Linked DNA regions of Homo sapiens: region 1 is linked to region 2. Evidence: read pairs that join two places in POLR2A ChIA-PET (ENCODE). Cell type or tissue: A673. All regions are shown on one strand. Each heading gives the region's core, and the rest is flanking DNA. Links, peaks and the distances in the headings are about the cores only.

Evidence for each region. ChIA-PET counts read pairs that join two places held together with the same protein. Peaks named below come from ENCODE experiments on the same cell type or tissue, not always from the same donor. Only the 100,000 strongest peaks of a DNase experiment are listed, where the experiment ranks them.
Region 1: POLR2A ChIA-PET joins it to region 2 with 7 read pairs; 1 of 35 experiments calls an interaction of 5 or more read pairs at or near these places.

Annotation. Positions count from the first base shown.
Region 1 is chrX:19,100,447-19,116,836 of GRCh38, reverse strand. The region is part of intron 1 of ADGRG2 (adhesion G protein-coupled receptor G2); the gene reads left to right. Among named protein-coding and RNA genes, the nearest start is that of ADGRG2, 14 kb to the left of the region's middle. RefSeq lists an enhancer at 9,215-9,844. In A673, for the core only: a CTCF peak has its summit at 10,762 (motif pointing left); a DNase peak (open chromatin) is centred at 10,726; H3K27ac peaks cover 693 bases.
Region 2 is chrX:19,176,291-19,192,680 of GRCh38, reverse strand. No RefSeq gene overlaps it. Among named protein-coding and RNA genes, the nearest start is that of ADGRG2, 62 kb to the right of the region's middle. In A673, for the core only: no CTCF peak of the experiment used is centred there; a DNase peak (open chromatin) is centred at 8,700; H3K27ac peaks cover 4,043 bases.

The sequences.
Region 1 (16,390 bases), core at 4,288-12,287, 76 kb after region 2:
TTCATTTGATTTTTTGACCCACAGTTTGAAAAACATTGTTTTGTAAAACTGCTCATTTAGTTTCTAAGTCCCCAAACTGCTGGATTATGTCCAGAACCGATTCATTTTATATCAGATCCTGCTATGATGCAAAGTAAGTTCATTTATTATGCTCTGAGATCAGTGTAACTACCTATTTCTCTCTTGAATTACTGTGTAGCCTCTAAACCAGTCTTTCAGTGTCTACTTTTGACCCCACAGAATAGCCAATACATGCAGTCTTATAAGTCCATGACTCAAACTCCTCTAATGACCTCTTCCCACACTTTTTTTTTTTTTTTTTTTTTTTTTGAGACGGAATCTCTGTTGCTGAGGCTGGACTGCAGTGGCGCGATCTTGGCTCACTGTAACCTCTGTCTCATGGGTTCAAGAAATTCTCCTGCCTCAGCCTCCCTAGTAGCTGGGACTACAGTTTCACACCTCCATGCCTGGCTAATTTTTATATTTTTAGTAGAGTCGGGGTTTTACCATATTGATCAGGCTTTTCTCGAGCTCTTGACCTCAGTTGATCCACCCACCTCGGCCTCCTATAGTGCTGGGATTACAGGCATGAGCCACTGCGCCCGGACTTTTTTTTTCTCTTGAGACAGGATCTCGTTCTTTTGCCCAGACTGGAGTGCAGTGTCATGATCATGGCTCACTGCAGCCTCAACCTTCGGTGCTTAAGCGATCCTCCCACCTCAACCTCCTGAGCAGCTGGAGGCACTACAGGCTTGCCCCACCATGCCTGGCTAATTTTTAAAAAGTTTTTGTAGTGACGGGGTCTCCCTGTGTTGCCCAGGCTGGTCTCGAACTCCTGGATTCAAGCAGGCTTCCTGCCTCAGTCTCCCAAAGTGCTGAGACTACAAGCATGAGCCACTGCACCCGGCCTGCACTTTTTTTTTTCTTAGACGAGATGGGGTCTCAGTCTGTAGCCCAGGCTGGAGTGCAGTGGTGTGATCATAGCTCACTGCAGCCGCAAACTCCTGGGCTCATGCAACCACACCCAGCTAATTTTTGTATTTTTAGTAGGGATAGGGTTTCACCGTGTTGGCCAGTCTGTTGAACTCCTAGCCTCAAGTGATCCTCCTGCCTCGGCCTCCCAAAGTGCTGGGATTATAGGCGGGAGCCACCGCGCCGCCTCCTACCACACTTACAATCAATCCCTAGGGCCTCACTGGTACCTCCTTTACTCCCTATTCTCAACTTCTCCAAACACAGCCTCCTCCGTGCTTATGTTCCTCACCCAAGCCAAGCGTTTGCTGTGCTACCTGCCCAGAACACCATTTCACCAGATAGTTTCTTTGTTTCATCTGAGTCTTCTCTAACCCTCATTCTAAAACCGTACTCCCCACTTACCACAGGAAGGGTCCATTCCCTTATCCCACTTTTGTTTTCTTTATATCACTGTTACCTGCAATTATGTTATTTAGTTATTTGTTTACTGATGCTGCGTCTTCTTTTCCTTCCTGGAATATAAGTTCCAGGAAGGCAGGGACTTTGTGTAGTTTGCTCATCATTGTGTTGTCAGGACTTAGAACAGTGGGACGTAGTAGGTGCTTTATCCACGTGTCAAATGACCGAATGAATGAGCCTAGAATATAGATAAAATCTGACACTTGTCCTAAGAGAAGTATAATGTGCCCTGCCTTTCTGTTCCAATGTTAGTGTGGAAATTTCTTTAGGTTAAGCGTGGAGTATTTTAATGTAAGCAGTTCATTAACCAATACACACTCACCTGGTATCCACTATATTTCTGACACTCTCGTAATAATAATGATAGCTAATATTTACTGAGCAGTTACTACCCTTATTGCTTTACATCTATTAACTCATTTAATCCTCCCAACCTCTTGAAGCAGGTACAATTCTCATCATTTTACAGATGAGGAAACTGAGGTACAGAGAAGTTAAGTTACTTGTCTAAGGTCATACAGAAGGTAAGCAGTAGGTCCGGGGTTTGAATACAGACCATCTGATTTCAGAGCCTGTGTTCTTCATCACAAGCTCCTAGCTAGAGCAAGGAGTGCGCACAATTCCTGACCTTTGTAAGCCTGTCACGTTTATGGCTTAGCATAGTGGTTCTCAACTGGAGGTGATTTTTGCCTCCCAGGGGACATTTGACAATGTCAAGAGACATTTTTAGTTGTCATGACTGGCAGGGTTTGGAGGTGCTACTGGCGCCTAGTGGGGAGAGGTCGAGGATGCTGGTAAACATCCTACAGTGCACAGCACAGCACCCTCACCCCAACAAACAGTGATCCGGCCCAAGCATTAATAGTGCCAAGGTTGAGAAACCCTGCCGTGGCACAGTGGTTCTGAAAGCCCGCTGCCCACTGGAATCACTGGGGGAGCTTGATAAATCAATACCGATGTCCAGGTCTTGTTCCTGACCTTAATAAACCTCAAATGGACCTTCAACATGGCCTGCAGTCCTACCATGCTTGCCTAGTGGGTTTGTTTTTCCATTCTCCAAAACAGTTGTTTGACACCTTTTATTTCCTCTGCCCCTCCTAGATCAGTTGCTGATTCTGGCTCATTCAACAGGAGCCTCCTCATAACCCACTACCTGGACCCCCAACAGGCCCATATTTGTGCAAATAAAGTGTTCCCCAGTGCCACTGTGAAGCTGTGACTGAAATGCCCCTAATGGATCAAAAACTGGCTGCTTTTCTGGGCTCTGGGTCCCTCATCCTCTTTGTCTTCTCAGGGACTTTTTTTTTTTTTACTTTTTTTTTTTTTTTTTTGAGACAGATTCTTGCCCCGTCGCCCAGGCTGGAGTGCAGTGGTGCAATCTCGGCTCACTGCAACCTCTGCCTCCCGGGTTCAGGTGATTCTCCTGCCTCAGCCTCCTGAGTAGCTGGGACCACAGGTGCCCATCACCACGCCTGGCTATTTTTCTTTGTATTTTCAGTAGAGATGGGGTTGCGCCATGCTGGCCAGGTTGGTCTCGAATTCCTGGCCTCCGGTGATCCGCCTGCCTCAGTCTCCCAAAGTGCTGGGATTACAGGCGTGAGCCACCGCACCCGGCCTTAACGTTTTATTTGGAAATAATTTTAAACTTTACAAATGAGCTGAACATTTTTTTTAAAAAGTACAAAGAACACCCCATGCCCTTAATCCAGATTCCTCTGTTGTTAGCATTTTATCCTGTTTGCTTTATCATTTACACTCTTGCTCGTGTACCTAGGATTTTCCTGAACCATTTGAAGATAAATTTCATGCAGCAAGAACTTTAACTCCTAAATCCTTCAGTAGGGATTTCCTAAGTATAAGAATATTCTCTCAAATAATCACAGCGCTGTTATCAATCTCAGTAAATGTTTTGATAAGATACTGTTATCTAATCTGCCGTTTGTATTCCAATTTTGACAATAGACCTGATAACATCCTTTACAGCATTTTTTTCCTTCTAGTACAGGATCCAGTTTAGGGTTGTTGCATTGATTGATTGATTGATTGAGATAGGCTGGAGTGCGGTGGCACAATCTCGGCTCACTGCAACCTCTGCCTCCCAGGTTCAAGTGATTCTCCTGCCTCAGCTTCCCGAGTAGCTGGGACTACAGGCACGTACCACCACTCCCAGCTAATTTTTGTATTTTTAGTAGACATGGGGTTTTGCCATGTTGGCCAGGCTGGTCTCAAACTCCTGACCTCAGGTGATCTGCCCGCCTCAGCCTCTCAAAGTGCTGAGATTACAGGCGTGAGCCACCGCACCGGCAGGTTTAGAGTTGTTGCATCTAGTTGTCATGTCTCTTAGTCTCTTTTAGTCTGGAACACTTCTATTGCCTTTCTTTGTCCTTTGTAACGTTGATTTTTTTTTTTTTTTTGGTTTTTTTTTTGTTGTTGTTGTTTTGTGTTTGAGACAGAGTCTCACCCTGTCGCCAGGCTGGAGTGCAGTGGCGCGATCTCGGCTCACTGCAACCTCCATCTCCCGGGTTCAAGCAATTCTTCTGCCTCAACCACCCGAGTAGCTGGGATTACAGGCACAAGCCACCACACCCAGCTAATTTTTGTATTTTTAGTAGAGACGGGGTTTTACCATGTTGGCCAGGATGGTCTCGATCTCTTGACCTCGTGATCCACCTGCCTTGGCCTCCCAAAGTGCTGAGTGCTGGGATTACAGACAGGTGTGAGCCACCTTACCCGGCCTTTTTTTTTTTTTTTTAATAGAACATTAATCATGTCTGGTTTGTCTGATGTCTCTTGTGATTGGACTCAGGTTATGCATTTTTAGCCTGAACACTGCGTGGATGACATTATATCCTTCTCAGGGTATCTTATTTTGGAGGCTCATAATGTCCATCTCTTCCTCATTGGTGATGTTAATTTTGATCACTTGGCCAGGGCATTGTCTAATTTCTCCACTGTGTAGTTATTGGTTTTTCTTTCCAAATCCACAGTCTGTGGGAAGACACAAATATCCTGCTCAAAATTTCCCTCTAGGGCCAGGTGTGGTGGCTCACGCCTGTAATCCCAGTACTTTGGGAGGCTTACTTGGAGGATCAGTTGAGCCCAGGAGTTCCAGACCAGCCTGGGCAACATAGTAAGACCCCGTCTCTACAAAGAAAATTAAAAAATTAGCCAGGCATGGTGGTATGTGCCAGTGGCCCCAGCTACTTGGGAGGCTGAGGTATTAGGATCACTTGAACCCAGGAGATCGAGGTTGCAATGAACCATTATCGGACCACTGCACTCCAGCCTGGGTGACAGAGCAAGACCCTGTCTGAAAATAATAATAATAATAATAATAATTCCCTTTAGATTTAGCATCCAGTGATGATTTTTGTATGATCTATTCTTTAATATGGTTGAAAATAATAATTTTCGACTCTAGTATTCCCTCCACATTTGGTCCAGAGCCCTTCCTTCTCCCCTATTTATTGATTGATTCATCTATTTATTTTTGGTATCAAATAATTCATATTTTCAAAATAGGTCTGCAATTCATTACTATACTTAATTATTTTAGTGCACAAATTGTAAAGGACTTAATTATGCATTGTTTCCTTCTCTCTTTTCTGCCTAATGAACTCCTCTCTCCCTGTTCTAGATCATTCCCATCAGCTTACAATCCTGCTCTAATGTCTAATATCTTCATCAATTCCATATTCTCCTCCACTCATTCCCCACCCCCATTTCTAGTCACTCCTTCTCAGAAGATCTTCTTAAAAGGATGCTCATATTTTATCACACCACATTGTCAGTCCTCAGTATATCCACATTGGCAAATACAGCCATCACTTCTTTACTTACCATGTTTTACTTGGCGGCAGCATTTGACAGTCATTCCCTCCTTCTTTGACCACTTTCTTGTTGTGGCCTCCAGTATCCTACGCTCTCTTGGTTTTCCTATCTTTCTGGTAGCTCATTCTAAGTCTCCTCATCCTCTCTTCTACCTATGAAGGTTGATGTCCCTCCAAGGCACTGGGAACTGTTCTTCTCTTTCTACCTACTCTCCTGGGATGAGCCCATTCATTCCTATGGCTTTCCATTCCATCTAGATGCCAGTATCTCCAGTTGTGACCTTTCCTACACTTAAGACTTAATAATTTGCATGAATCTCTAAGAGGCATCTCAAACTCAATATTTTCCAAAGCAAAATCCTGATTCCCTGTCACCCTCATGCAAAACCTGATTCTCTCCCTGTGAAATCCATCTCAGTCCATGACATCACCATTCACTCCATCGTTCAGGCTCCACACCTACTAGTTTCATGCCCCACATCCAACCCATCAACAAATCTTGTCAATTTGGCTTCTAAACCGTATCCCAAGTCTTCCCACTTCTCTCTACTCCTACTATTCCACTATACTTCCATCCTTCTCCGTCTCTTTCTTGGATGATTGTAGTGGCCTCCTAGAATCCAATATCCACATGGCAGCTAGAGTATCTTCTTAAAAGCATTAGTTGGATTGTGTCATTCCCTACTGGACTATGGAAGTCTGCCATGTTCTAGTCCCTGCCCCTCTTCTATCTCTCTTGCTGACTGTGCTTCTTTATTGATTCTTCCAGCACATTAACCTCATTTTAGTCTTTTATACTAACTGTTCTGCCTGGAATGTTCTTTCTGTCCTCTACTTTATCTTCTGTTTTTTTGTTTTTTTTTTTTGTTTGTTTTTTGTTTTTTTTTGAGATAGAGTCTCTCCCTGTCACCTAGGTTGGAGTGCAGTGGCGCAATCTTGGCTCACTGCGACCCCTGTCTCCCGGGTTCAAGTGATTCTTGTGCCTCAGCCTCCTGAGTAGCTGGGATTATAGGTGCATGCAACCACACCCGGCTAATTTTTGTATTTTTAGTAGAGAAGATGGGGTTTTGCCATGTTGGCCAGGCTGGTCTCAAACTCCTGGCCTCAAGGGATCCACCCGCCTCAGCCTCCCAAAGTGCTGGGATTACAGGCATGAGCCACCGCGCCTGGTCCCTCCTTTATCTTCTTATTGCTGGTTCCTCATCATTCAGATCTCAGTTTAAATATCTCCTCTTTGATGACCTGATCCAAAATAGCCACCAGGTTACCTTCTATATCATCTCACCTTACTCTAATTCTCAATGCTGTATTTATTATCTGTTAATTTCCTTGTTGATTTGTACATTTATTGTTCTCTTCTCCTCCTTCCACCCTCCTCACACTAGAATGTGAGCAGGGTCCACATCTTTACCCCCAGTGCCTAGAATAGTATTTGGCATGTAGTATTCAATTTTGGTGTTTAATAAATATTTGATGAATAAATGATACATTTAATCCTTCATGCATGATTCTCAGCACATGGAAGATACTCACTAAATGTCCTCTTGTTGTCTTTCCCCAAGAGTACATTCTTGTGTCTGGGGCTAGTCTAGAAGTTTCCAGTGAAGACAATCATCTGATAAAGAGATTCATATTTCTGTGTTAGGATCCTGATTATTAGGGTTTCTAGACAAAGGGGAATTACATTTTACCAAGAAAAAAACAGTGATAGAATTCCAGGGATCATTAGTGTCACATTTTTCAGTGTGGGACTTTCCTGGCCCTCCTAACTACAAGACTGGTTCTCAGATTCCACAAAATCGACATGTTTTATCTTGGGATTCTGTCGTGTAAATTTTTGAAACACTTCATTTGGGAGGATCACGTGGATTTTTAGGTGGGAAGAAGGGGATAGCAAAGGAAGTGGCATTCTTCTCTGCCTTTGTTAATAGTATCATTTCCTGTGCCCATTTCAACGTTAGCTCTGGTATAACACAAGTGATAAGCCGTGTGTGTTATTGAAATCTGAGAAAAGGGCACCAAAAAATGTTTAGTACTTTGTACTGGTCTAAAATTCATGACTTGAATATGTGGGGAGAGAGTGAGGAAGATTGGGAAGATGTATACTGAAGTGGTTTCCCTTTGAGGTATTATTTGAAGATTGGTGTGATTTTTGGGAAAGCTCTTGTAGTGGATTTTAAAGCTTCCAGGAAAAAATCTGTACCAATGAACACGACTAATGATTTTGTCAGCAGATGATTCGCTTTTTGACAGAAATATACCACATGTTTTTGGGGTATTTGGAGAAACCATCACCCTTGACCCAGTAGGATTTTTTTTTAAACTGGGCCAAATGCTTATTGTATTCACAGTTCATACATGAGTCAAGAGCTGGGCGCCATTACTCAGCTTGTGATATTGATCACCTGTTCATCACGATTCATCATTTCAAGCAGCCATCCTTATGAAAGCAGGCAAGTGTGTCAAGTAGTATTTCATGGACATATTTAGAGCGTTCTTCTTCTTCCTTCTTCTTTCTTCTTCTTCTTCTTTTTTGAGATGGGGTCTCCCTATATTGCCCAGGCTGGTCTTGAACTCCTGGGCTCAAGTGATCCTTCTGCCTCAGCCTGAGTGTTACTCTCTTTGACTTATCCATAAAAGTGGATCCAATGTGTCTACATATATTTTTTAAATTAAACTTTTATTGAAGTACAAATTATACACATTACAAATGTACAGCTCAATGAATTTTCACAAACTGTGCATATCCCTGTCACCAGCCCCCAGATCAAGAATCCCACACAAGCAGCCTTTAGAAGCCCTCCTCTTGCCTCCTTTCACTCACTGCCCCCCAAGGGTGACTACTGTTCTCCCTCAAATGCCACATATTGTGCCTGTTCTTAAATTTCCTATATGTGGTACCAGACAGGCTACCTGACTTCTGCTCAGTATTGTTTGTGAATTTCCTCCATATCGTTGCATGTGGTTATAGTTGGGTGATTGTCACTGCCGAATAATATTCCGTTGCATGATTACCATGGTTTATCCTTTCTACTGCTGATGGCCTTTGTTTGGTTTCCAGCAGTTTTGGCTTTTATGAGTGGTGCTGTGGGTGATTCTCTTGCCTATCTTGTAGTGAACATATATGTGCATTACTACCAGGTAAATACCTAAAAGAATGCTTTAAATAGATTATTAATAGTTTTTATGGTTACTGTCAATTATTTTCTCCTCTGAATGCAATTAGGATTAGTAGCCACCTTTGGACATAACTCACACATCTGTATCCATAGACAATGATGAGACTTTCTTTCTGTAACTTTTTTTTTTTCTTGAACTCCTCAAGCAACCTGCCCGCCTCAGCTTCCTAAACTGCTGGGATTACAGGCATGAGCCACCGCACCTGGCTTTCTGTAACTTTTTTTATTAAGTTCTAGCATTAGTTGTTTTTACACTTTAATTTTCTTTTTTCTTTTTTTTTTTTTTTTTGAGACGGAGTCTCACTGTCACCCAGGCTGGAGTGCTGGAGTGCAGTGGCGCGATCTCGGCTCACTGCAACCTTGTGTCACCTCCCGGAGCGATTCTCCTACCTCAGCCTCCTGAGTAGCTGGGACTACAGGTGCGTGCCACCACACCTGGCTAATTTTTTGTATTTTTAGTAGAGACTGGGTTTCACCGTGTTAGCCAGGATGGTCTCGATCTCCTGACTTTGTGATCCGCCCGCCTCAGCCTCCCAAAGTGCTGGGATTACAGACGTGAGCCACCGCGCCCAGCCTATACTTTAATTTTTTTCTAATAATTGGTTTCTATGCTGATTTTTTCCTTTACCAACTACCTATATCATATCATCATTTTAAAATATCTTAAGAATTTTAGCTTGCTTTTTCTTTTCCTGCCTGCCCCCACCATCCCCACCCCCAGCTGTATTTCTTTTGAAATGAAAAAAAAAAAAAAAACAAAAAACAAAACTCCTGGAACTGCTGAATGTGTTTTGCAGATATAGAGGTAAAGGTTTACCACCCGAATAGCTTTAGAATGGTACAGGCTTATTCAGCACTGATTCCTAGTCTTGCCAAGGAAAAGTAAAAAGGACAAAGAAAGGAAGAAAGAAGGAGGGTTAAAAAACTAAATTATGCTTTATTTTGTGGTGTATTGGTTGACAGTAGTATTTTTCTCTGTCTCCTCTCAGCTAATCTGGTCATTTGACCAACTGGATAGAGCAAATATTGTCTGAAATGAAGCAAATACATTCCATTTGATTTTGGTGGGAGACAAATTTTTAGGCAGGGAAAACGATTAGCAGATAGTGTCATGCACAGCAGTGCCTTTCAAATGCCAACATGCAAAACGATTGCCTGGGGATCTTGTTAAAATGCATATGCGGATTCAGCAGGTTTGGGACTGGCCAGAGATTTCTGCATTGCAGCTCCTAGGTGAGGTGATGCTGCTGTTGGGGCGGGGGAGCTGCACTTTGAGTAGCGAAGCTTTAGAACATAGCTGCCTCCATGTTCCTGGGGATTATATGGAGCATTTGCCCGTTGCCCACTGATGGATGATAAACAGCTCTCCCAAGTACCCCTCTGGGCTTGTCCTCTCAGCACTGCCGGCAGAACCAGGTTGTGTGTAGCCTGCATTAAAGCAGCAGACAAAGCCCAGGGCTCTTCTTTTTTTTTTGAGACAGAGTCTCACTCTGTCACCCAGGCTGGAGTGCAGTGGCATGATCTCGGCTCACTGCAACCTCCACCTCCCGGGTTCAAGTGATTCTCATGCCTCAGCCTCCCGAGTAGCTGGGATTGTAGGTGCCCGCCACCACCGCCCAGCTAATTTTTGTATTTTTAGTAGAGACGGGGTTTCACCATGTTGCCCAGGCTGGTCTCGAACTCCTGGCCTCAAGCGATCTGCCCACCTCGGCCTCCCAAAGTGCTGGGATTACAGGCGTGAGCCACTGCACCCAGCCGCAGTGCTCTTTTTTTAACCTGGAATAGCAACTTCTTTCAAATCTCCCTCACCTGGACTCTCCTCAAATATCTCATAACACCTGAAGAAAAACCACTAACCTCAAACACACGCCAAACCGAAACACACACACACACACACACAAACACACACTATCCCAGATACTGACATGGAGAAAGGAGTGGGGTGGGGCAGGCATTAAGCCACTCTTTTTTCTCCTGGCTTCACTATCGCACACTTCCTCATTCATTCCAGAGCAACTAGGTGTCTGTTTCAACATCCCTGGCCCCACCATTATAGTACACACCAGTCACCTTCCAGCCACGAGCTGCACATTTCTCTGTGGGGGCCCTCTTTACACATCCATGCTGCAGGTTGGAAGTGCCAGGGAATTAACAGCTCCCACCCCACCCCAGGAGCAGCCTTCAACCAATGCCTGATGCAAGTCAGTGGATCCATACCCTCAAGTGGGATAATTCAGACCGGTGTTCTACACTGGCTCCCAGAATTCCCCAGAAGGACTAAACTCCCATTGCCCCCAGTGGTGACTGGCTTGATAACGCCATCTATTGGCTGCCTTCCTGCCCCAACTCACGTGTCCATTCTATCTGTGTTTCCTGGGGTCACAGCCCAGATAAACTACTTATCTCGAATATGTGCCAAAGAGTTACCTTCTTCTTCTTCTTCTTTTTTTTTTTTTTTTTTTTTTTGAGACAGAGTCTCGCTCTGTCGCTTAGACTGGAGTGCAGTGGTGCGATCTTGGCTCACTGCAACCTCCGCCTCCCAGGTTCAAGTGATTCTCCCAACCCAGTAGCTGGAATTACAGGTGCACGCCACCATGCTAATTTTTGTATTTTTAGTAGAGACGGGGTATTTCAGCTAATTTTTGTATTTAAAAAAATTTTTTTTATTATACTTTAAGTTCTGGGGTACATGTGCAGAACGTGCAGGTTTGTTACATAGGTATACACGTGCCGTGGTGGTTTGCTGCACCCATCAACTCATCACCTACATTAGGTATTTCTTCTAGTGCTTTTCCTCCCCTAGCCGCCCATCCCCCTACAGGCCCCCGTGTGTGATGTTCCCCTCCCTGTGTCCATGTGTTCTCATTGTTCAACTCCCACTTATGAGTGAGAACATGTGGTGTTTGGTTTTCTGTTCTTGTGTTAGTTTGCTGAGAATGATGGTTTCCAGCTTCATCCATGTCCCTGCAAAGGCCTATTTAACATGGCCTAAATAGCAACTAATTATAGTTGGATGATTGTCACTGCCAAATAATATTCCACTGCATGACTACCATGGTTTATCCTTTCTACTGCTGATGGCCTTGTGTATAATTTGTACTACAATAAAAGTTTAATTTAAAAAATATACATAGACACATTGGATCCACTTTCATGGATGAGTCAAAGAGAATAACACTCAGGCTGAGGCAGAAGGATTGCTTGAGCCCAGGAGTTCAAGACCAGCCTAGGCAATATGGGAAGACTCCATCTCGAAGAAGCAGCAGCAGCAGAAAAAGAAAGAAGGAAGAAGAAATACAAAACACATAATTTTTGTATTTTTAGTAGAGACGGGGTTTCACTATGTTGGCCAGGCTGGTCTCGAACTCCTGGCCTCAAGCAATCTGCCTACTTCGGCCTCCTAATGTGCTGGGATTACAGGCATGAGCCACCACGCCCAGCCTTGGAGTTACTTTTTTTTTTTTTTTTTTTTTTTTTGAGACAGAGTCTCGCTCTATCACCTAGACGAGAGTGCAGTGGTGTGATCTTGGCTCACTGCAACCTCCACCTCTCGGGTTCAAGCGATTCTGCTCCCTCAGCCTCCCAAGTAGCTGGGACTACAGGCACCCGCCACCACCCCCAGCTAATTTTTGTATTTTTAGTAGAGACGGGGTTTCACCATGTTGACCAGGCTGGTCTTCAACTCCTGGCCTCACTCAAGTGATCCACCCACCTTGGTCTCCCAAAATGTTGGGATTACAGGCATGAGCCACCACACCCAGCAGAGTTACCTTCTGAAGGAACCCAACTAAGGCAAAACTGGTCAACAGTCAGGAATTCCTTTTGTTAATTTTAATAAAATCCTATTATAAAAAAAGGGGGAGCCCCATGGGGTTTCTTCTGAGGGGCATCTCACCAGTATCTAGATATTTTGTCTGCGTGACACCAAACAGTCAGATGGCTGGAAATAAGCCTGATAATGGAGAGAATGCTTCTCTGTTCCCGGGCTGTTTTGGGATCTGGTCAACAGAGTTGATTTTCTGGACACCCCAGTCAAGCTAGTTCAGGTCTTTTTGACCTGTACCCAGAGGGTGTATCTCTGAGTTCTGCCTCAGAAGCTTGATCACATCCCGGGGGCTCCTACAAACCACATCCTGGCTGCAGCCAACTCCCTTCCACAGGCCTCCCTCACTGAGTTTCTCTGTGGTGGGTTCTCTGCATAGCCTCTTGGGATGAGGAGTCCTTCTCAGACCTTTACAGAACAGAGCCCCTGACACTCAGTTTCAAGGGCCTACCTACATCCGTTTCCGAAGCTTTGCATCGATGGTCACTGCTCCTCTTAGCCATGTCCTCAGCTTTCTCCTCCTCCTGCCTTCTTCCCCAGACTGAAGTGGATCTGAACCTTGGCACAATCTATGCCTCTTAGTGCATTTTAGGGGATTTTAGGGCTGCCTGGGCCCCTCTATATGTTCAGACGTGTGATAGGACCCAGCCTTTTCCCCTCAAGACCTTGTATTTGAAATTCCCCATTCTATGGTTTGTCTCATCTTTGGAACCCACAGCAGGCAGAGATGTTTGGGAGGGTGGCCTCACTGGGCACACTGTCCTGGATGTCTCACAGTTTTGCATACCTCTGCCAGGCTGTGCTGCCCCCAGGCCAGACTCCTGTTTCTCTGTTTGGGCATCTTGGGGGTCCTAATTAGACACTTAGTCCTTTGGATTTGGTATTTTGAGAGTACACGTGGTATCAACAGGGCTAGCTTTAATGTTAAAACATCTATTAAAACAATAAGGGTGGATGGCTAGGTGACTGCTACTGTTACTAAAAGAGGTCCCGATCCAGACCCCAAAAGAGGGTTCTTGGACCTCATACAAGAAAGAATTAGGAGCAAGTCCATAGAGTAAAGTGAAATCAAGTTTATTAAGAAAGTAAAGGAATAAAGAATGTTTGCTCCGTAGGCAGAGCAGTGGCATGGGCTGCTCGACTGAGAATACTTAGAGTTATTTCTTGATTATATGCTAAACAAGAGGTGGATTATTCGTGAGTTTTCTGGGATGGGGCAGGGAATTCCCGGAACTGAGAGTTCCTCCCCTTTTTACACTGTAAAGGGTAACTTCCTGATGTTGCCATGGCATTTGTAAACCGTCATGGCGCTGGTGGGAGTGTTTTTAGCATGCTAATGCATTATAATTAGCGTATAATGAGCAGTGAGGACAACCAGAGGTCATTTTTGTCGTCATCTTGGTTTTTGGTGCATTTTGGCTGGCCTCTTTACCGCATCCTGTTTTATCAGCAGGGTCTTTGTGACCTGTATCTTGTGCCGACCTCCTGTCTCATCCTGTGACTAAGAATGCCTAACCTCCTGTGAATGCAGCCCAACAGGTCTCAGCCTTATTTTACCCAGTCCCTATTCAAGATGGAGTCACTCTGGCTCAAATGCCTCTGACACTACCCTGTAACTTTCTTAGTCAACTTGGGCTGCCAGAACAAAATACCATAGATTGAGTGGTCTAAACAACAGAAATTTATTTCTCTTAATTCTGGAGGCCGAGAAGTCCAAGATCAAGATGCTGGCATGGTCAGGTTCTGGTGAGTTCCCTCTTCTGGGTTTATAGACAGCTGCCTTCTCACTGTGTCCTCAGTTGGCAGAGAGAGGTGGGGGAAGCGGGGAGGGAGAGGGAGAGGGAGAGACAGGTTACCCTGGGGGTTAGGGCTTCAAAATATGAATTTGGCAGGAGGGACACACAAGTCCACAGCAATAACTGTGCATGACTCCACCCCCATCTCCCCACCCCCACCAGTATCTCATCTGTTGATCTGGCTGAAATCTGAAATTCCACAATTAGAGATTCATTTCCTTGGTTTAAAGTGTTATAATTTAAATGAGCACAGAACCTGGTCGATGGGCCTCCATGCGAGGCCTTCTCCTGAGAGCCAGTGAAAAAGTATGAGGTCACTGGGCACCTACAAGTTGGGAATGGCCCCCACCTAGAAGACACAAAGAGTACTAAAGAGGAAATTGATTTTCTTCAAGTGAGGTGGGCTTGTTAACTTTGCCAAGGCCTGTCCTAGTCCTCAGAGTTATGTTCATATCAGTTCCTGCAAAATACCCCTTAAAATAAGAGAAATGAGTCCTTCATCTTGCTTTTTTGCATCTATGAGTGATGTGAAAGACATTGCCTTTTAAAGAGGGAGTCCAGGCCGGGCGTGGTGGCTCACACCTGTAATCCCAGCACTTTGGTCTTGAACTCCTGGGCTCAAGTGATCTGCCTGCCTTGGCCTCCCAAAGTGCTGGGATTACAGGTGTGAGCCACCACACCCGGCAATATTTTCACCGCAATACTTCATCTTCCTCCCCTACTAACATCCAAATGGTACCTGAAGTAAAGCGAGCCACTTCTTATGGCTTGTTATTGCTGGGAACAGCTGCTTGTGGATAATTAGCTCAGGCAATCAGAACACTGGGTCAGGAAATCAGGCACGTGGGTCTGACTCCTGTATGGCCTTTGCTCTTGGGGACCTGTTGAGGGTGGGTCACTGCTGGTTCAGTATGTGCTGCATGTGGAATTCCATCCCCTTTGAACCTGTACCATTAATGGGGTAACAGCTGGAGGTGCTTAACTTTGGCCCTGCATCAGTTTTCAAAAGTGCATAAAGGTAAGCACTATCCTGAAACTGTTGTTTATCTTTCTCATACATTTCTTTTTTTTTTTGAGATTGCGTCTCACTCTATGGCCCAGGCTGGAGTGCAGTAGCTCCATCCCAGCTCACTGCAGCCTTGGCCTCCTAGGCTCAAATGATCCTCCCATCTCAGCCTCCCAAGTAGCTGAGACTACAGGTGCACACCACTAGGGTCGGCTAATTTTTGTATTTTTTGTAGAGAAAGAGTTTCACCATGTTGCCCAGACTGGTCTCGAACTCCTAGACTCAAGTGATTCGCCCACCTCGGCCTCCCAAAGTGCTGGGATTACAGGCGTGAGCCACCGTGCCTGGCTATCCTTCTAATACATTTCTTTATATTTTCCTACATAGGAATATGTCCTTAAGCAAGAGAGAATGCTACTCGCATGCCTTTTAAGCTTTATAAGATTGGTGTGTTTTTTACTTTCACATTTTGCAACTTTCATCTCATTTAATACTATTTTTGTGAGATTGATTCTCTTGGCTACATGTAGCTCTAGCTCATTTTTCTTCCTTTGCTTTATCCACAAACCACTCCCAGAGAACAACTGAACTCACAGTTGCCAGGGTGGGGGAAGAGCAGGAATTACACACACACACACACACACACACACACACACACACACACACAATCTCATGATTAGTTGATTTGAAACACACCTCAAGCTATTCTCATAACTAAATCTTAATCCAACCAATAATTCCTTTAGATTTTAACCACTTAACTTTGGAAATTGTTTTATAAAGCTCTAGTTCTTCCATATGTTCACAACTCACAAAATTGGTTTTGCAAATAATCCTTTTACCCTTTGCCCGCGAGGAATCGCAAAGCTGAGTTTGCTTTCATTTGCCATCGCTTTTCTTCCCGTTTTCAGATGTCGTTATCTTTCTGTTTCCTTTTTTACTTGGCATAGATTTGCCTTCCTTTCCCAATAGTATGTCCAACTCTTTCAAAACCTCTCCATTCATTCAGCCATGCATTCTTTTCACATATGTTTATAACATCCCTAGTATGTGCCAGGCACTTTTGCAGGCACTGGGGACTCAACAGTAAACCAAGCAGACAAAACTTCTGCCTTCGGCAAAGAAGCTTATCTTCCAGTGAGTGAAGCAGACGGTATTTGAGTAAAATACACGGTCAGTTAGATGGTGTTAGGTGGTGTCTGTGGAGGAAAATGAATCTTGGGAAAGAGGCACAGGAAGCCGTGAGGGGTTGCAATTTTATATAGCATTTTTCTAGGCCAGGGGTTGGCAAACCATGGCCCAAGGCCCTCCATCTGTTTCTG
Region 2 (16,390 bases), core at 4,472-12,471:
ATGGCATCTGCCTGCTTTGGTCAACTAAAGCTCCAAACACTGGCTCAACTGGTTTTTATCTGGTGGATTTTCTTTCATACCTGGCACCTCCGAATATTCCAGTCTATTTTAAGCCTTCCTGTGGTTTTTAAAGCATGATACTTTCTGAGCCAAAGACTTACCATTTCAAATCGCATGGACCGTGATTCAATCTGGAACAGAACTAAACAGGACAAGGTGTTGCCCCAATTAGTAATTGGACATTTTCTTATTGATGAAAGAAGATACATGAAAGTGCATTGAACTGTAAAGCCCTTCATAGAAGAGCAAAATTGTTTTTTATGTTGTTGCTGCTACTATGTGTGGTGTAAACTTCAGGAAGGTAGGAGAGGGCCGTGAAATAATCACCATGTTTGTACATGAGCACATGTGAATTGGAATTGCTGGTTCAGCCACTGAGTGGTTATCACTGGGGCCTTGCCTTAGCTGAGCTTATGTTTTATGAAAGGTGGAAGGATCAGTACACTTCAGAAGGAAATTTTGTAGATTACAGGAGCTAATGTAAATGGTGCTTGGCAAGGAATGAGCCATTGGTAAATAGCAATTACCCTTCTGTATCAGTCAGCTAATGCTATGTTGCTGCTGCATAACACACAATCCCCTAAATCTTAGTGGCTTACCAAAATGATGTTTATTTTTCTCACTCATGTGTCTGTGGATTGGCTGTAGCTGCTGTGTTTAATGCTGCCTGCAAGTCAGACTGAGTATATGTGTCTCATTCTGGAGCCAGCAGATCTCTGGGGCATGCTCTACTCATGGTAGATGACAGGGCTGCAAGAAGGCCCTGGCAGAAATGCCTAATGCCTTTTAACAATCCAGCCCAGGGCCAGGTGTGGTGGCTCAGGCCTGTAATCCTAGCACTTTGGGAGGCTGAGGTGGAAGGACCACTTGAGGTCAGGAATTCAAGACCAGCCTGGGCAACATAGTGAGACTCCATCTCTACAAAAACAATTAAAAAAAATATATAAGCCAGACATGGTGGTGCATGCCTGTAGTCCCAGCTACTCCGAAGGCTAAGACAGGAGGATGGCTTGAGCCCAGGAGTTTGAAGCTGCAGTGAGCTATGATCGTGCCACTGCATTCCAGCCTGGGTAACAGAGTAAGACCTTGCCTCCAAACAAACAAACAAATGCAATTTAACCCAGAACTTATTCATTATCATTTCCTCCCACTTTCAGAGCAAGTCTTATGGCCAAGCTTAAAGTCAATGGGACAGAGAAGGAAGCATGCTCTCCCAGTGAAGCCCTGGCACAGTGAAGGGAATAAGTGGAAGAACTGTGAGTATATAATGTCTCCTGCCACATTGCCCTTCCTTTCTCCAGGGTGGCAACAGAGCAGAAAAGAGGGGTAAGTATGGAGGAAGGAAATAGCCGGCTCCCACAGGAGCTCCTCCATCTGCCTCATTTGTGAGAGCTTGTTTGGCCTCATTTGTAGAGGTGCTCTACCACTCACACAGAGGAAGAAAAGCCATTCTCTCTTGTAGCCACCTCCAAGTGTTTGTGATGAGGGACAAATGACTCAGGGGCCATCCAGAACTCTAGAATTCACCAGAAGCCTCCAATCTCGCTTGCATGAATACATCGAAACTGATTTTGAAAGAGAAACAGAAACAATACCTGGTGAAGTCTGGCAAAACAGACTATACTATATACTGATTGTCAAAATAACTGGGTCTTCAACCCCTTCCTTTTAGCCTTTTGACGTGTTTTTAATATGTAGATATCGGCCAGGTGCAGTGGCTCATGCCTGTAATCCCAGCACTTTGGGAGGCCGAGGCGGGCAGATCACGAGGTCAAGAGATCGAGACCATCCTGGCCAACATGGCGAAACCCTGTCTCTACTAAAAATACAAAAATTAGTTGGGCCTGGTGGTGCGCGCCTGTAGTCCCAGCTACTCGGGAAGCTGAGGCAGGAGAATTGCTTCAACTTGGGAGGCGGAGGTTGCAGTGAGCCAAGATCACTCCACTGCACTCCAGCCTGGCAACAGAGTGAGACTCTGTCTCAAAAAATATATATGTAGATGTCATTTATGAGTATTTATTCTAAATGACAATTAGTACTCTGATATATAATGGTGGTAGGCTAAGAACCCTTTATTTGAATCCTAACACTTTATTTGAATTTCAAAACTGGGTGAGTTAGGTGACCCCATCTCTACTATCTAACCAGAGAGTTCTGGCCAAACGCATAATGTGCTTAGTAAAGCATTACCAGACATGTCCTTGCATATTCGCTAATTGCGAGAGGAGTTTGGTGACAAGATCAAAGGTGTTTAGCAAAATACAACTGTCATAATTGAGGATAATTCTGAATGTATTTCAAGATATCAAACCATTTTCAAGTCAACTCCCTGAGGATCTTTGTTGAAGGATGTCAGGCTGGGTTGCATTGTTGCAGATCTTAAGTCGAGCTACAGCATCAGGCTTCTCCAGGAATGGTTTCTGAACTACCAACGTCAGAATCATCTAGGGCTGTTGGTTAAAAATGCAGATTCCCAGGCAAACTTCAGATGTATCAAATTGGAATCTCTGTGTGCAGGACCCAAGAATCTCCATTTCTTTATGCACACCAAGGCTTTTGTATCAAATCTATGTAGACAGAGGCCCCACACATCTTTGATTCCAAGTATATTGGTTGTGGAAAAGGTGAGGTTTTTATAATGCCAGATTAATCAGTCTCACCAATAAACACAGCCAAAGGATTTTTCCCATTATTAGTAGTATTTAACTTTTTTAAAAAAATTAATTTTGTTAACATGTCCAACTAGGGTGCTGCTGTAACAAGACTTTTGTGCTTTTTTAAAAAAAAACACTACTTGAACATTAGAAACCATATTTTTTCATTCAGACCTCAACTTTGATATTAAAATAATCATTTTGGCTGGGCACGGTGGCTCACACCTGTAATCCCAGCACTTTGGGAAGCTGAGGCCGGTGGATCACTTGAGGTCAGGAGTTCAAGACCAGCCTGGCCAACATAGTGAAACCCTGTCTCTACTAAAAATACAAAAAATTAGCTAGGCGTGGTGGCACATGCCTGTAATCCCAGTTACTCGGGAGGCTGAGGCAGGAGAATCGCTTGAACCCAGGAGGTTATAGTCCCAACTACTTGGGAAGCTGAGGCAGGAGAATTGCTTGAACCCAGGAGGTGGAGGTTGCAGTGAGCCGAGATCGTGCCACTGCACTCTAGCCTGGGTGACAGAACAAGACTCCATCTCTAAATAAATAAATAAATAAATAAACAAACAAACAATTTTCCTCCCATTTTCTCAAACACCAATGGCCTACAAAACATATATAAACATTGAATGAAAGAAAAGCAAGTTGAGACACAATTATTGTGAGGAATCGGGGAGGGTTTTATTCATGTATTTAATTTAGTACATTCTTTTTCTGACAGGAAAAAATTTTTCCTGCCTTTTTAAGGTATTTTAGGTGCATGAACTCGCAGTAATGAAAGTGGTGTAACCATCTAAGTTGGAAATATCTTTCCTTTTCCACTTAGTAAGTGCATTTTAATATTTTTTATCCATATGCATGGAATAATAAAAGGCATTAACTGCTTCAATAAATAAATTAAATGGAAGGATGGTTCTGAGAATTGAGAGAAATAGGGAAAACAATAAGAACAAGAGGACAGACTCCCCTCCCTTTTCCACCTTCTTTCACCTCCTGTTTATAACATTTGAGGTTCAAAGCCTTTATCTTAATGACTTGCCACTTTCAACTGTGTGGAAAATGAATTTGAATCATTTAGAAGATTCTAAGAGTTCCTTACCTTAATCACTGAACACAAGATGCAAAAAGGTGTGGAAACATCTGTTGCCCAGATTAGGAATGTTAACCAGGATGTTGCAAAAAAAAAAAAAATCTATGCCGTTATCGGGCCTTTAATCCAATTAGCAAATACAAGTCATTCTAAAAGACTCTGGCAACCGTTGCTCAGAGAGGGAGAAAACCTACAAAAGATATGCAAAAAGGAGAATTTGAGCATCATGAAATTTAAGAACTAGCAGAACTACAGTAGGAAATTATAAGAAGCATGAATTTAAGGCTTTTGTGTGTTTGGGCTCAGTTTTTTCATTCTATTTTATAAGTAAAGATTTTTTTTCGAATGGCAAAAAAAAAAAAAAATATGTTTTCTCCAAAGTGATTTCAAGGGAAAAGATTTCCCTATAAAAACAGCAAGATCTTCCCTGACTTCCCTTCCCTGATACTGATCTTCCCTGTATACGTGGGATTTTTTGGTGTGGGACATTCAAGTTTTCAAAGGATTTCTCATCACTTACATTTCACTCAAGCCCTCATGGGTTGGGAGGATGGGTAGAAACAATTACATCTGCCATCCTCTGATGATGGGCAGGTACAGCTACCTTATCACAGGGCTGAAGTGTCAACAGTTGTGATACGCTCATCAAGCATTTGTTTCTATTTTGAGCTTTTCTAACCTGTTTGCCTCAACATATTCTCCAGCATTTTTCAGAGAGTTGTTGGGGGCAGGAGAGCCCTGGGATTTAAGCTATAACATTTCTTGATTCATAAACAGATTTGTGGAGTCTTGATAAGTAAGCAACAATGAGGAAGGGGCCCCAGGTGGAGGAGGGCCTCAGGTGAGAAAGAACAATGAATAATTTTCCTGAGACATGGCTAATCACAAACAACCTGTGGGTACAACCTTGTTCCACATGTAGCCCCCTCCAGCAAGACCCTATAAAACTTCCCTCCAGCCCCTGCCTCTTTGCAGATAGCCCCTTCTCTGCTGTGCTGCCCATTACAGCCTTGCAACATATTTTCTTACCTTCTTTAAGAAATCTGCCTTTCTTTACCTACTACTGTCTTGGTAAATTCCTTTATCACCTAGGCCACCGGCCCCAGATAGTCACTACCCATGACAAGATTGTAGTGTCAAAGATTGTGTGCTGTAGCTGGACATAAAATGGCTCCATCTGTGTAGTTGCACAATGATTTTTTACCCTCAGCATCCTGCAACTTGGGATATTATTACAGGATTCCTGAAGGGAGGGTCTGATTGTAACCAATCAGGTTACCATTAATATTATAATAATACCGTAAGTATCAATGGAACGACATTGGAACATTCAGGCAGGCGACAGGCTCTCTGCTTTTACTGTAAAGGTACTGAGAACCATTTCTGGTTTTGGTACACATCTATGAATATTTAAATTTTGGATTTCTCCACTAGTGTCTCAATGACTGCTTCTAAAACGAATCCTACGCCTTAAAATTGGCCTACATAGATATTTTGCCTAATTGAAGAGTGGAAAGTTTTTACCCTTATTTGTTCATTTTAGCAAAGACGACTGCCTGAAGGACTCCAGGCTTGTGTATACAATTGTAACTAGAATAAATAGAGCACAATTCCTGGCACACATACTCTCAATCAATATTTGCTGAATGAATGAAAAATGGAAAAATAGTGGCTTTAAACTAGACTAGGGCAACAAATTTGCACACACATACACACACACAATTTTTGGCCATTGTAGGAGTGAATTGGAATTCATTAAGATATAAAGCCGAGTTTCAAATAGAGATAAACCAATTGATATTTTATTCCTATGATGGCATTTAGAAAATCTCCCATGACTCTCTGAATCTGTACTGCTCCCCGTCCTCTTAGTGAATTGCAGTCACTTGGTCTCTCCAACATAGATTGCCAAACCTTCGAAAGCAGAAATTTTGTCTTACATCATCTTTAAAGTTCCCACAGCACCTAATTCAGGGCAGTAGATCTTTTTCTTTTTTCTTTTCTTCTTCTTCTTCTTTTTTTTTTTTTCCTGGAGTCTCACTCTGTCACCCAGGCTGGAGTACAGTGGCGTGATCTCCAGTCACTGCAACCTCCACCTCCCGGGTTCAAGCAATTCTCCTGCCTCAGCCTCCCAAGTAGCTGGGACTACAGGTGCACACTGCCACACTCGGCTAATTTTTTTGTATTTTAGTAGAGGTAGAGACAGGGTTTCACTGTGTTGCCTAGGCTGGTCTCTAACTCCTGAATTCAGGCAATCCACTTGCCTCAGCCTCCCAAAGTGCTGGGATTACAGGTGTGAGCCACCGCGCCCGGCCTCAGGGCAGTAGGTCTAATACACACTTGGATATGGGTTGACCTATGCCACATGGGGTTTTTAGAAAATCAAAACTATAACTAAAATTCAGGGTTGTAGTATGTTAGTGTAGTTTATAGTAATTATTACTGTGTATGTGGGGTTTCTTGGTGTGGGACATTCAACTTCTCAAAGCATTTTTCATCACTTATGTTCTCACTCAAGCCCTCATGGGTTGGGAGGGTGGGTAGAAACAATTACATCTGCTATGCTCTGATGATGGGCAGGTACAGCTACCTTATCACATCACCAAACCATTGGCTTGACTTGGTGCAGACAATTGATCTGTTGTTTTGGAATTACACAGACAGAAACTGATAGTAGGTTATGCTGCAATACTCCATGTTGGATATTTTGCAGTTAATTGTGTTGAATGGTATTCAAATAATAGGTAGCTTTTATTGGGCACTTCCTCTGTGCCAGGGGGGTATTCCTTCAAACTCTCTATAGAGGAGGTACTTTTATTATCCCCATTTTTCAGATATAGAAACTGAGGTTATGTGACTTAAGTCACCTTATGTGAAGGCCATATAGCTAGTAATGAAACAGTGCTAGGATTTGAACCCAGACCGTGTGGTTCCTGAGGCTTCTCTATCTAGGGTAATGCAGCAAAAAGTAGCTTCTTCTTTTTTTCTGTAAAATTAAGGTAAATCTCCCTACCTTATTAGAAAACAAACAGGTTCTAGGGCCCCCAAGACATTGGAACAACTTAGATAGAAATTGTGAAATTGCATTATTTCTGTCCTGGGTATCTACTCTGACAAGACCTTGGCAAATCAATCCAATCCAAGAGAGAGGTCCAGTGCGAATCACAGGTAGACCCCATATTCTCCAAGTGACAAAAAAGACCCCAAAGCAAACATGTTCTGCTAAATTCAGTCGTGTGTGTTGAACTAAATGTGGCCAGTCTTCTAGGTTTGCTGACAGCTGTCCAGTAACCAACAGAGTTGGTTTTCTGTAGTCTGCTGCTAATTCTCTGTCAGCTGGTGCCCCACTGGCAGTCTCTTTTAGCCAGTTTGCTTCTTGAAGCTAGATGAAGCATCCTTAAAGAAATGGGCTCCTCCATCTTGCTACTTGCAATTACTAGTATTAATCAATGAGTTTGGGAAGCTTTCTGTGGTCTGCAGGCCATGAGCCAGTTGAGAGAGAAAGGAGAGGGGAGGAGGTTGATGAAATGACACCAAAAGTCCTTGAGAATGTACTGGCATTAGAAAGGCTTTTAAAAGCCAATCACTAGTTCAATGTGATTAATTATCTTAAAGTAGCTTGTAGAGTGTTTCCTGAGCAGCATTTGAGGTCACTTCAAACGAAGTAAATAAGCCACAGCTAAAGTGCTGACATTTTGTAGAGAAAAGACAAACCACTAAAAATGTCCACCCAATTTCCATTACTTACTATAAATTATTAGAAGCAAGGAACGTGTTTATCGATCTAAACGCTAAACTATTAGATTAACAGTGGCTCAAACTCTATTTTCTTTATTCGAGCTGATTAGCCAGAGGGATATTCAAAAGTTTGCCCTGAGACAGAGAGAGAATCTCTTTAGGTGAGAAGCTGTTGTTTCTCATCTAAGAGCAAGGACTAAATTTCTGTGAAAGCAAATCAATTTTTGCCTTCTAATCACTATTGGGTGAGCTCTAGGGCCTTGAAACTCAAAATTGGTCTGGGACTAGCAACATCAGCATAATCTGGGAACTCATCAGAAAGGTAGCATTTCAGTGTCCACCTCAGGCCTAACTAAATCAGAATCTGCATTTTAACAAGATGTCTGGGATTCATTGCACATTACTGTTGGAGAAGCACTAGTCGACGCCAACGTAAATTGTTACTTAAACATTTGCTAGAAAAGGTAGCTGGTTAATGAAAGGAGAAATGCTACCTTTCCTCAAAGATCTATCGGTGGTGATAAACTTGCTTCTAGCCATTAATCAGCCTCAGAGTCAAAACTTAATAGGCCCTATGGCCACGTGGCCAACATGAGCACAAAAGCCGAGTCTGAGTTTGTTACGTGATATTCAAAATGCCAACTAGAGGCACACTTCAAAGGAAAAACTTTATGGAACAAATGTTTTAAAAGCCTTTTTTATGGCTAAGGTTACCAGTCACACAGAGTTTGCCAAGGTGATACAAAACTGTAAAGGTCTAAGATGCACTTGGTCTTGGGGGTACAGAGTTCAGGAAAAATCAGCTAGAGCAAACACTGAGCTCCCGCCAGCCAAGGCGAAGACGTCATCATGGAAGACTGATGCCGAACATCTGGGTCAGCTTGGGCAGCACCATGCAAAACCGTTTGGGGAGAAAGGCGGTGTGAAAATGTTCACACCCACAGCTTAATTTAGGGAAATTTTCTTAGTTTATTTGATACCAAGTGGACAAATTTCATTTCTCTATTGGGATTCCTTTATTCAAATGCCCTGTAAAAGGGAAAAATTGTTTTCTCCACTTTTCTTTGTTTGCTCCCAGGGAAGGTTTAATTGCTTACCCTGAGGTTTTTATCTGGAACAGGCATGAAGAGACGCACCCCATGGAATGAAGAGCCGTGCAGGCGCTGCCTGAGTCGGCAGAAATAATGGGCTAAAAATAGGCAGCAATCTCTAACTCGTCCAATGACCATAAAGGCATACCAACTAGAAAATACTCCTAGGAGACCAGTTTTTGCTTCTGGCTAACAGCCCAAATCACCCTTTAGTAAGTTCATTAACAAACAAAGCATTTAGTTTTCCTTTAAATTTTTCATGAGACAGAAAGTGTGAGCATTTTAACCAATAAAATGATTTTTTTCCTTCCCTGAAGCAAATTCACGTTTTGATCTTTGGAAAACACTGACCGCTTTCATGGGAAAACTCCTGATTATAGAGACATTTTGCTTGTCTTATCACAGGTCATCTTAGAACAAAGGTTTAAATGAAATGGACTATCAGAGTCCATTGGTCTTTTTTTATGTTTGACCTGGTATCTTGTTTTGCTGGGTTGGTGAAGATGGGGTTGAGGAAAACAGACCAAACTTTTCCTTTTAGTCAAGGAACAATCTTGTGCTTCAAAACACACAAACGAAAACAGCCTCCAAGCAATTCATCCAAACCTACCTGGACTATTTGCAGTGCAAAGGTAGTTGTTATTACCGTCCATTTACCTGCTGGAGTGAGTGCCTTTTGCATTTGAAGAGCAAAGAGGTGATAGCGTTACCATGTTTGCAAAACTATGAGAGAAAGGTTGACAAATAATTTATAATCACTTTACCAGCAAAGAACACATTTGTCAGAGCATTTGGGGGCTGCTACTTATGTCGTCTATTAACAATTCACAAGGTGCAGTAGGTGGCCTCCAGGTTGGTCCCCAATGATCCCCACCTCCTGATATTGTGTGATCCTTTATCCCGAGAGTGATGGCTGGCCTTTGGTAGTGACTCGTTTCTAATGAATAGAATAAGACACGAGTGATGGCATGTGACTTGAAAATTGATTATAAAAGGCAGGGTGGCATGGCTCTCTCTTTCTCTCTTGTTTACGCACACACATTCATCATCATCATCATCATCATCATCATCATCATCATCATCTTCTCAGGGACAAGCCAGCTGCCATGGGTGAGCAGCCCTTTGGAGAGGCCCACAAGACAAGAAACTGAGGCCTCCAGCCAACAGCCACATGAGTATGCTTGGAAGGGGAGCCTCTAGCCTCGTCAAGTCTGTCTGAGATGGCTGGAGTCCCAGCTGATGCCTTGATGGTAGCCTTGGGGGAGACCTTGAGCCAGAACCACCCAGCCAAGCTGTCCCCTGATTCTTCACCCACAGAAACTGTGAGATAATCGATATTCTTTAAGATGCTAAGTTTTGGGGTAATCTGCTACACAGCAACAGACAATTGACATACAAGGGCACTATGCTTCTTCTAGATTTATCGTCTCATTTATTCGGCAGGTATTTATTGAGAGACTACTGCATGCCAGGCACTACCTAAGCAGAGGTTAATCGTCTGTTGAACATGAGGAACACATATTAAGGGATTCATGGCTTCTAGGCACTCTCTAGACAACAGAGAGAAGGATTTCACACTTGGAAATTTGTGTTTGTGGCAGTCATCTTTGGAAATACAATCTACTATTTCCATTTGTTTGACCATTTTTATACATTACAATTTCTAGCTACTGCTATAAATTTGCTATTATTTAGACATTAGTGGCTCAATAAATATGTGTAGATTGAATGCTTCTCTATGACTTGTGCCTACTTATGGACTTTAAAAATGAAGATGACCCTACATGCCTTTCTCCCTTACCCTGTATATGTACTCAATCATTAGATCTTTCCAATTCTCCTTTCTAAATTCATGGGCCGGGTCTGGTGGTTCACACCTGTAATCCCAGCACTTTGGGAGGCCAAGGCAGGTGGATCACTTGAGATCAGGAGTTCGAGACCAGCCTGGACAACATGGCAAAACCCCGTCTCTACAAAAAACACAAAAATTAGCTGGGTGCAGTGGCACGTGCCTGTAGTCCCAGCTACTCGGGAGGCTGAGGCACAAGGATCGCTTGAGCCCTGGAGGCAGAGATTGCAGTGAGCGGAGACTGAGCCACTGCACTCCAGCTTGGGTGACAGAGTGAAACCCTAGCTCAAAAATAAATAAATAAATAAATAAATAAATAGCATCCATGTTCTTCCCTCCTTCACCATCTCCCTTCTGCTCTTTCAGTTCAGGCCATTTCCCCATCTCTTTTTGGCATTTGCTTACTTTCTTGGTATCCCTGCCTCTAGTCTTGCTGCTGCCCCTCTCTGCTGCACCCTGCCAGCAAAGTGATGTCCTTAATATGCAGATCCCATCCTGTTTGCCTCCTACTTAGAACTGCTCCATGGTTCTTAAATTATTTGTATGGATTTGCGGCAGATCCCTGCCTTGATGTCTGCTTTCATCACCCACCATTCCCCCTGTTGCCCTTCATACTCCAGGAGCCTTGAATGATTTATGATTCCCTGAACGTGCTCATCAGGCCTCTGTGGTTTCATACATGCAGTTCCTATTGCCTGGAACACTGGCTTATCCACTGTTTGTGAGAATCTCTTATTCCCTGCTACTGATTTCCCCTTTCCCGTGAACGGACAGCGATAAGTGTAACACACCTGCCCTCTCCGGCTCTGGGGTTAGAGAGAAGTGACTCAACTGATTAGTGAGCTTGGAAAGGCTGCAGCGAGTTGACCCAGTCCAATTCGGCCATTCTTCAGTGGTCAGTCTGTGGTGTTTCATTTGGGTAAGCTCTAGCAGAGAAAAGTAGGATGCAGTATACATCCCCACCCGACAACCTAGCTACTAGGTGGTCTGTTCTAACAAAAGCCAGTCTTAGAACAAATCCTACCAAATGTCTGTTTGTCAGCAAGTAGGCACAAAAACATGGTCTCATAAACTCGTGGGCGTCCCACTCTCTGTCCTTGTGCATTCCAACAGGCACCTTACAGGAAGGGTTCACTCCAAGATGGGTGCAACAAAATTCTGATGATGGGACTGGCCGATCCTATAGTTAAGTCTCCAGCTGAGTCCTCCATGACATGGCGGGCATAGGACCCATGAGAATTTCAAACCAGGCTACTGCTCCAAAGATATTAGATGACTCAGCTTGCCAGATCCTTATACTTCGTTTGTGCAAAGGCAGTTGGGCCTGCAAAATCTTTCTAGACTGATATATCTTATATATATATGCACACACACATATACATAGATATAGATCAAACGCCAGTCATTTACCAATAAAAAGTATTTATAACATACATATTATACGTATTAACAAATTCTCTGGTTATAGATTTAGATAACAATATTTGCAGCACTTCAACATCTCTGGAATATGGATTTCTGAGTAGGTATTTCAAGTTCTAGCTAACTACCTCTAGGAGTTAGATTAAAGTTTACTTATACACACATGCACATTTATATCACACTATTCATACCATACAGACAACATGTGGGCATGTATTGTGCACCCTGTCCTTTTTGGGTACAAGCTGCCCCCAAGGAGTCACCATTTTCCACTGCTCCAGAGGTAGGCTCTGCCCCTGCAGTGGGCAAGGTCTGCCCTGGTTCAAGGATGCTGGGTGGGTGGTCAGTCTAATTTGGGGGGTAAGCATTGGCAGGTGGAAGCCACCTTCTCTAATACCAGTCCTATCAGTCATAAAGATGATATTTTGTTCTCCAACTGCCAACTTCTTTGTCTTTGTCCATGAGTGATTCAGGTCTCAAGTGGGGAAGGGCTTTCTATTGGGTCCTTTCAAACACTACAACTTCAACCTGGCATGCTCCTAGCCCCTCTGAGAAGCCTTCCCTGGATCCCTCCTGGTAGATCTCTAAATGTTTTATAACTGTTTCCTGCTGACCTTCTCCCACACCCACCCCACTTAAAAGTAGAGCCCTAACTATTTGCATCTCTGTGCACCTAACCTCTGCATCTCTGTGTCCAGCATCTAACACACAACCTGGCTGTCTTAGTCAGTTCAGGCCACTATCACAAAATATCATTAACTGGGTGGCTTATACACAACAGAAATTCTCACAGTGCTGAAGGCTGGGAAGTCTAAGATCAAGGCGCTGGCAGATTCAGTGTCTGGCAAAGGCCTGCTCCCTGCTTCACAGACGGTGCCTTCCTACCGTGTCCTCACATGGCATAAGGGGCAGGGTTCTCTCTGGGGTCCCTTTTATAAGGGCAGAATCCCAGTTCATGAATCCTCTGCCCTCATGACCTTATCCCTCCTCGAGGGCCCCACTTTTTAATACCATCATCTTGGAGGTTAGGATTTCAACATCTGAAATTTGGGGCGACACATTCAGGCCACTGACCATTCATAACATGGGTACATGGTAGGTGCTCAGTGAATGTTAGTTTAATGAATGAGTCATTGTTAGCAGGATGTCCTCTTAGCAGGGCCTTTCAAGAGTGTTGGTAAATGGCTGTCACCTCAGTACCAATCTGCTTGAAATAACAGGACCAACCTCAAATGATTCAGGCCAGCGTAAAGAGTTTCCTAGAACTGATGTCTCTTATAACTTTAACGTTTGTTAACTGAATGTGTTGGTTTATTTGTCTTTTTCATTATTCATTGAGAGTAGTGACTAGGCTTTGTTTTGATTTTTTAAAATAAAATACACGGCCATTTCATTTAATGTTGGTTTATCTGGTGGCTAATAAATTACTTGATTACTTTGTCTTTTTCATTATTCATTGAGAGTAGTGACTAGGCTTTGTTTTGATTTTTTAAAATAAAATACACGGCCATTTCATTTAATGTTGGTTTATCTGGTGGCTAATAAATTACTTGATTACCAGGGTTTTGGGGACATTTTATGGTCCATTGGCAGTTCTATTAAAAAATTAAAAAGGGAAAGACTCCATGGTCCATACTGACTAAATGTTTTTTGAATAAGTTATGAATTCTTTTAAAATGGTAGCAGTAAAGTCACAGTTTTCAATATTATATATAAGCAGCTGATAATGTGTTAGTTAGCAACCTCTAAAGCCTTTGACTCCCATTTTTTTACCCACCGATTTCATTTAGTTGTGCCATTTGACGTTCTTAGCTAAAGCATAAATTCCATTTTTAAGATACCAAGTTTGGGCCGAGCATGGTGGCTCACGCTTGTAATTCCAGCACTTTGGGAGGCCGAGGTGGGTGGATCTTTTGAGGTCAGGAGTTTGAGACCAACCTGGCCAACATGGTGAAACCCCGTCTCTACTAAAAATACAAAAATTACCTGGGCGTGGTGGCGCGCACCTGTAATCCCAGCTACTCAGGAGGCTGAGGCAGGAGAATCACTTGAACCCGGGTGGCGGAGGTTGCAGTGAACCAAGATTGCACCATTTTACTCCAGCCTGGGCAACAAGAGTGAAACCCTGTCTCAAAAAAAATGCATTAAAACATGATTGATATTGATGACTAAGTGTTTTTGAGCCCCCTTCAATTTTGCACCAGAGGTCAGTGCCTCACTTGTGTCACCTGAGTCCTGGACCTGTTACATTGGATGTGCAGCTAATGAACGTCTGCTATTGCTAAGCACTGTGGGGACATAGCAGTCCTTGCTTTCAAGGAGCTCACAGCTTCATTTAGAAAGACAGGTGGGTAAGGAGAGATTAATGAAGACAGTGGCAAAAGCGTCGAGATAAAGGTAAACAATGGAGGCAATATCAGACGAGACTATGTATATACAAATCAGAGTGTTTCCTCCCAACATGCTATAACACAGTGGTTATGAGTGCAGGCCAGAGCTAGATGCCCTGGGTTCAAGCCCTGCCTCTTCCAATTACTGGCTCTGTAATCTTGGACAAATTATACCTTAATGTCTCTGCATTTCAGTTTCCTAATTTGTAAAAGCGAGCATGATAATCATACCTACTTCAAAGGGTTGTGTGGATTAAATGAGCTAAGGCATATAGGGTCTTGAGAATAGTGCCCGGGCTGGAGTGAAAGCTCAAAAATGTTAGCTGTAACTAGAATGCACTCATTTTCAAGCAAGGAGGAGCTCTACCAGATAAGATGAAAGCCAAGTCTCTTCTAAGCAAGCTGTAGGCGTTGCGGTGATTTTGATCTTTCTCTCATTTATCACTCTCTGTCTCAAGCCACTTTCCTTTAGTTCCAGTTGAGCAGGAAAAGCTATTTCATCCTTGGCAGTTCTTCCAAATTCAGTAGACTGTGACCGAATCATTTAGAAAGTTAATGGACAATTCCTGGCTCATGGACAAATGTACAAATCCTCATCATTTTTTTTTTCTGAGCCTTTGATGTAAGTAACGACAAGTGGGCACTGTAATGTTCCCCCTTCGAATGTACAGGGACTCTTTTATTCACATTGTTTCACAGGGAGACCAATATGTGCCCTTTGAAGGGGGTGAACATGACCCTCCAGTACCTTTGAAATCCTGAGATTACAAGCACAGGGCGAAACTGAAATGCACATTTTTCCTTTTTATTGCACTGATTAAGTATAAGGAGATAATTTGCTTTTTCAGCTTAGCAAGACTCCATTCTAGTTTGGGTCAACTGGATGTTCTGAGAGGATTTGAGTACAAGCCCTCCAGTCCTCATTTATTCCTACACACATCTGCTCTGATTGCATGAAGAGTATCACACCGTTTAAAAAGTGTTCCTCTGTGTTCCCAATTGTCTAGAAATTTAAATATGGACTGAGTGATGGATGACATTTGTAAATTGTTAGTTTTGTTAATTGTGAAGATAGCATTGTGGTTACAAAGAAAACTCTTTTTCCTTCCTTCCTTCCTTCCTTCCTTCCTTCCTTCCTTCCTTCCTTCCTTCCTTCCTTCCTTCCTTCTTCCCTCCCTCCCTCCCTCCCTCTCTCCCTCTCTCCCTTCCTCCCTCAGATGCCTATTGCAGTGAAATGACATGACAACTGACATTTTGAGATTTGTGTTGGGGGATGGATACCTGAAAAAAACAAGAACAGCAATGTATGAGTTGTTGTTGAATCTGAATGGTGGGTATGAAGGGGTTACTTGCCTTCTCTACTTTTGTGCCGTTCTGGAAATTTTCCCAAGTAAAAGTTTTAAAAGCACATTTTTTCAGTTTCAAGGCACTAATTCTCAATCTTGCCTCGGCCCTCTGGGCAGCTTATTCACACATCCCTCCCTCAACAATGGAAGGTGGTTTTCCTGCCAGTGTGCTGGGGGTGGGGCGGGGGGGGGTGGGCGTGTTAAAAGTGTGGCTGAGATAATGACCCCCCCTCAGCCCTTGGAGCTACCAGTGGGACCTAAGGCAGAGGGTGGGGCTCTGAATGGCCAGAATCCTGCACTAGTAGCCTAGAGCCACGAGTGGCCTCATCTATGTGTCCTAGGGTTCAGATAATTGTCACTTTCTTCAAGAGCCATGTGGTCAAAAAACACTGGTTCATGATTGTTCCCAGTTAAGATGCAAATATCCCCTGGGAGGGGTTAACTCAACAAGCTAGTTTCAACTCGTAACACCTCAGGTGTTTCCAGATTATTCTTAGGGCTCTGGCTGCCCAGGGACACCTCCCTCCAGTGGTAGGTGAGTTTGGGACCTTGAGGAGCCAGGGTGGGGTAAGATGGTGGGGAAGCCTGTGAGCTGGTCGCTGGGCTCCACCGTGAGTAGGCCTGAAGGGAGGAGGAGAAGAAAGATGCTGAGAAGTTGGGAGACAGATGGTGGTGGGAGGTACTGTGGGCAGGAGTGTCCTAGGGAACCCCAGGAGGAAAAAGTCCTCCAGCCTCACATTGTCTGAT